Regions from separate parts of the Homo sapiens genome. Here region 1 is linked to region 2. A link is an interaction called in ENCODE POLR2A ChIA-PET data of the cell type or tissue named here. Cell type or tissue: B cell. All regions are shown on one strand. Links, peaks and the distances in the headings refer to the core of each region. The heading gives the core; the rest is flanking DNA.

Evidence for each region. ChIA-PET counts read pairs that join two places held together with the same protein. Peaks named below come from ENCODE experiments on the same cell type or tissue, not always from the same donor. Only the 100,000 strongest peaks of a DNase experiment are listed, where the experiment ranks them.
Region 1: POLR2A ChIA-PET joins it to region 2 with 11 read pairs; 2 of 35 experiments call an interaction of 5 or more read pairs at or near these places.

The regions. Positions count from the first base shown.
Region 1 is chr6:156,681,845-156,684,764 of GRCh38, forward strand. It overlaps LOC124901444 (a long non-coding RNA gene), which reads right to left. Exons shown (of 2, transcript XR_007059829.1): 1 at 2,819-2,920. Among named protein-coding and RNA genes, the nearest start is that of ARID1B, 94 kb to the right of the region's middle. In B cell, for the core only: no CTCF peak of the experiment used is centred there; no DNase peak of the experiment used is centred there.
Region 2 is chr6:156,029,613-156,032,532 of GRCh38, forward strand. The region is part of intron 4 of LOC101928923 (a long non-coding RNA gene); the gene reads right to left. Among named protein-coding and RNA genes, the nearest start is that of MIR1202, 84 kb to the left of the region's middle. In B cell, for the core only: no CTCF peak of the experiment used is centred there; no DNase peak of the experiment used is centred there; H3K4me3 peaks cover 759 bases; H3K27ac peaks cover 339 bases.

The DNA of each region.
Region 1 (2,920 bases), core at 218-2,717, 650 kb after region 2:
ACCCAGAGTAGTCAAATTAATAGAGACAAAAAGTAGAATTCTGGTTGCCAGGGGATGGGAGAAGGGAAAATGGGGAATTACTGGAGATGGATGGTGACTATTGCTTGCACAACAACGCAAATGTACTTAACGTCCCGGAACTATACTCTTTAAAATGGTTAAAATGGTCAGTTTTATGTTGTGTATATTTCACCACAATAAAAAGATATAAAAATGAAATTAAAATACTGCAACTAGAAATAAATGCTAGCATCTTGGAATGTTTGTAGGTACAAAAGGAAGCAACGAAGATGACAGAACATAATCCACATCAACAATGGCACTGAGATGCGACAATAAAAGTGAAGGGAAAAAATCCCTTTTCCAAAATGGCAGTCACCACCACCACTAATACAGATGAAACTTGGCTTCAGAGGGTCAGTCAGATTCCGGAGAAGCATTGCTGACAGACATAAGTGCAAGCAGAGCACATTTAGTCTGCAAAAAAGCTCATAGCTTAAAAGGTGACTAAGTCTTGAATTAATCACTCCACTTACATTATTATTTTTTTAAATCAGGACTAGCTTAAGCATCACTACACCTAGCTGTCTTTACAGATCCCAGGGCAAAATCAGGAACCTCCATACAACATCTCAAATATTGCAATTCCAATATCTCTTCTCACTATGTTTCCCCATGCCCTGGCCTTCACCTGGCTGATTCATTTATCTAGGTCTCAACTCAGACTCTCTGAGGACGCTTCTCACTTTTCCCTTCTCTGATGGCTTCCTTAGTGTTCAAAATCACTCCAGTTTCCCTACCAGTGTTCCCCTGAGTACCTGTGGGTCTTTCCCACAAGCCTGGAAGCTGTTGGAAGGCTACAATGGTGCCTTGTTCATCAATGTATCCCCAGCCCCTAGTACAGTGTTTGGCCCATAGTAGACAGATAATACATGTTTGTTGAAGGAATGAATGAAGAATTAAATGAACGGAACACATGGGTCAAGCTTCTTGAAGACGGGTCAATTGCAAGAGACAGGCTCAAAGCCAAAGACAGATCCGGGGACCCAATCCATCCAATTGGAATGAAGTATTAAAAGCCACCATGGAGATGATACAAACCAAGACATAGCAGCAAGAGGTTGGAATGCAACTTTAGCCAGTAGCTCATCAGAAGGTATTACACTTCCCAACTGGTGCATTCCAGAATGCAATTTCTGTTCTGGAACATTGTTGTAATTGTTGCATTCAGAATATAAACTTTGAAAGTCCTATGAAGAGTTATGTAGAGTAGCTGACCCATTTGCTCATGAAAAATATTTTTCACTGGGCTTATTATGTGTATGTATGCCCGTATCGACAAAATCAAAAAAGGCTTTGTGTTTTATCTATGTAAACATTTTACTGTAAAAGTAAGAAAAAACGCAAAAACATGCAACTCAAGATATTCCCAGAATCTCTACAACCCTAATTCAAGTAAATATCCAAGTGACGCAGACTCATCCTGGGATCCACCAAGCCACTTATCCCTCTTCTCTCCACACTCAAAGCACCCACCTTTCTCTTCTCCTTGTTCATCTCTGCCTTTAAATTGTCATTGTTGAGATTTTTGGGTTTTTTCTTTACATGTATAATATTTAGTTTTTTGTTTTTTTTTTTTTACATGAAGTTTCACTCTGTTGCCTATGCCGGAGTGTAATGACACTATCTTGGCTCACTGCAACCTCCACCTCCCGGGTTCAAGCAATTCTTGTGCCTCAGCCACCAAAGTAGCTGGGATTACAGGTATGTGCCACCATGCCCGGCTAATTTTTTTGTATTTTTAGTAAGGACAGGGTTTCACCATGTTGGCCAGGCTGGTCTCAAACCTCTGGACTCAAGCAAACCACCCACCTTGGCCTCCCAAAGTGGGATTACAGGCATGAGCCACTGTGCCCAGCCTATTTATTCAATTTTTAAAACAAGTCAGTAAGTTTAGAATTTCTTTCAAAAATTAAAAAAAAATTGAGTTGCATTTTATTTATTTGCGAACCCCAATTGGTTTCCTGCCCACACCTCCCCTTTCCTCGAATCATTCTTGGGTAGAATCACCTGTGATAGAAGAAAAATCTCTGGTGACCACTGTAGCCCTAGCGAATGAAGTGCACGGCAGATGCAGCCCAAGCTCCAGCCCTTCCACATGAAAATCATTGTTTACACTTGATCAAGGGCCAAATGGCACTGACTGTATTACGAACAAGAAGATGTATCTTCCAAGTAATTAGCTAGTGCATAAATATCAAAATTAATAAAATAAGATACTATATCTTCTCATTTTGGTGGCTTCCAAACTGGTAGAAATTTGTTCTCCTGAACTCTTAAGATTTTCCCAGGAAAGGTAGAACTACATCAAAAAGAAGCTGAAAAAAAAAAAAAAAAATCCCTACAAGCAAAGGCCAGCTCAAACCCTAGATAAACTTTCCTCCCTCCAATCAGCATGTTACAGAAAATAATGTTTCCATTTAACAACAGATAGTTTAACAATCATTATTCTATGCCAGGACCTAGCAGTGCATAAATGGCTTCCCCTTTTGAAAAGTTTCTTCTTGCCCAATTGGACTCTAAGCCTCCTGAGGAAAGGGCTTACCAAATTCCATTTTAATGTAGTCACAGTTAGCTTAATAGCCTCAGGAATAAGGGCTGGCATGCCACTGGGGGTGTCAAAGAATAACAGGGGCAGGAGGGAAGGGGTAAGGAAGAGATTGCCAAGCAGCTAGCTTATTTCATTTCTGTTTATTCAACAAGCAGGTTTTATACCTACTGTAAAATTATTTTTTTATTTGCACATTTTATATATTACCTCTCACGGTTCTATGGGCTGACTAAGCTCAGCTGGGCAGTTCTTGCTTGGGGTCTTTCATACAATTGCAGTCAGACAACAGCTGGGGCTGGAGTCATCAGA
Region 2 (2,920 bases), core at 125-2,624:
TGGGGAACTTACATTGTTTTGGTAGGAACGCTATTTTCAAATCGTGATATCCTACAGGTAAATGCACTGGAAAGAAGATTGAGGATTGAAACTTCAAATCTCAGCTTTCCATCTGCACAGTAAAGACAAAGATGCTTCCATTGTCCGGTTTTATGGAGAAATCTGAAAACGTACACACAGGGCTGGCTTCACGGGTGGCGCCCAGCGTTAGCAAGTCCTTGCCTGGTGCGAGGCGCTGCTCTCCTGTCTTGAAATTCTTAATTTTTGAACAAGGACACCTGCATTTTTTATTTCCCACCAGAGCGCACAAATTATGTAGCCACTCCTGTGTATATGAAACTCTTTGCTTGATGCCAGTTCCATAGCAGACACAAAATAATTAGAATGTTCTCCTCCCCATCATACCCTTCAACTTAAAATTATGAAATCCAAGCTAGTAGCTTTTCTTTTGCTTCTGAGCAGGACAACCTCTTGACTGATGGTCTCATCTAAGAACCCCTACTACCACCTCCACCAACGATAGTCATATCTATTTGTATAAAATGAAATTACAGTAATCAAAAAAAGTTAAATTGTATATATGCCTATATGGTTGTATGTGCAAAAATTGCCAGTTATTACAAAAACTGATACTGATTATCTCTGAGGCAGAGAACTGATAACAGAAATTGGGCTCTGGAAAGGGACATATTTTTTACTTCATTTGTCCTTCTTTTTGTCTTGTTTTGTTTTACCGTATGTGTGTTCTGCCCTTGAAAAAATAAAACAAAACCTAATTTTGTTTGACTTAGATCCCAATAATCCTAACTACACAGATATATAAATATACATTCACTCTTAACTGTTCTTTGAAGAGGGAAATCTAAGTAAGGCATAGCTTCCTCAAAATCCAACCAATTGTCCCCAGTTCTAGAAGCATGAGTTACTTATTGAGGTTGGTGGAGATTTCCTCCATCCACCTTATGTTCCATGGTCCACCCCAGAGGGAAAGAGAAGAAAGGGGTGTCAGTGTTCTTTTGGTAGAAATATCACCCCACAAAATTTCCTGCACCTCAGAAAGCTTGTACACCCATGGGAAACTTTCCTGCCACCTGAAAACAAAGAGAAGCAGAGCAGCCCATTAAAAATGTATGTTCTCACAACATTTTGCCCTGGGACAGCGGAAAACCATAGCATCTAATAGGCTTTGAAGTGAAAAGTGCAATTCCTGTGAAATGAGATTTTTCCAAAGTATCTGATGAAGCAGCTCCTTGCCCCCCAACCACGACTGAAGCACAGCATGAATGACCTTGGGCAATGACAAACAATATCACACCCCCAGCAATCAGCCTGGATAATTACCATATTTAATAATTAAGCATGTGGTCTAAATTTGTGTTCAGCATTTCTGTTGAAATCTGGGGGGCATCCACGGGTGACTTGTGTATGAGGGTTAGGTTGACTAGCCCGCTCTCAAAATTCGAGTGAAATAAATCTTCCACTTCTTTTCATCCTAAGAGTTCCAGCCTCCCACAATAGAACCCAAGATAGCTACTAAGAACAGAAACAAGATTCCTCCAGTATTGTTTTATTCTATTGCTCTGGGGCAGCTAGGTATTTAAAACAAACAAGAAAACACATAAAAAAAGAGAGGGGCTACTCGCTCTGTTGTAGAAGAGTTACGCATTGTCTTTTTTTTTTTTTTTTTTTTTGAGTTATGTATTTTCTGACTCTTCTGTCTGAAATGTAGGATATTCAAATATAAGATATTCAGTTCTTTTACTACTCAATCTCTTGTTGCTTCTCTGCTGTGGTCTGTGGGGGACCAGACACAATCTGTGTACCCTAGAAAACACCTGTAGGAGGGGAAAGAAGACCTTGTCCAAGGATACACCAATGACAGTCAGTGGGTATTGGAAAATAAAGATACAAGTCAACCCTGGCTTCTCCCAGTCCTTCCCAGCTGTAGTCCCAGCACTTTTGCAATTCTGGTTTCCCAAAAAATCCCATCCAGGGCATAAACTATATGTGTTGTTGTAGCTGGCACGTTCTGGAGTTAAGCTGAGCTCTCATAAATGTGATTGTTTGTGTGTCTGGGTGACACCTGGCAATGTGGAACTATTTTATGCTTCACTTGGCTTAACATTTGCTTTTCCTCCCCAGCAGTGCCTAGAACATAGAGGGACAGAATAGCTATTTGTTAAAGCAATAAATTGAGAGGGAGATTGGTATCATTCCCTTGAGTGCTAAGAGGTCCAAGGTACTTTTAACTCTAAGCCCCAACTTTTTTATCCTGCCCTTTACTCCTGCTTGTTAGAATAGAGGTGTTAACTGCTTTCTTAGCTTCCTCATAAAGAGACACATTTTAATTGGTTTAGGCCAAGAGTCATAGCATTAACGGAGAAGCGCATGAACTCCAGAGGCCCAAATTTTCTGGAGTAGTATCCCTGAACACCACTTACTTGCTGTGTGACCTTGAACAAGATACTTAGCCTTTCTGTGCTTCAGTTCCCTCATCCGTAAAATGGACATAATACAAGTTCCAATATCATACAATTGCAGTAAGGATAAAGTAGTTAATATTTTAAAGTGCTTAGAATGATGCTAGTACATAACAAGTGCCATATAAATGTCTATGAAATAAATCAAATGTTATTTCTAAGGAAGGGTAATACTAACTCATAGATGGAAAATACAATTCAGCGCAAGAGTGAACTTATATTCATTGGCAGGAGATATCTGAAACCGTGTGAGGAAGGAGTCCAAACCCACAATTGGGCTGCAGTGAAAAGTAGAACCCGGTGATTGATGAATGTCTGCCGTGGATTCTCACAGAGGAAATGGAAAGACATGTGCCCTGTTTCTGCTATTGCTGTTATGCATATGATTTTTGCAACCTAACATATTCCAAGAACCCAAGGAAATGGGTCACAAGACTAGA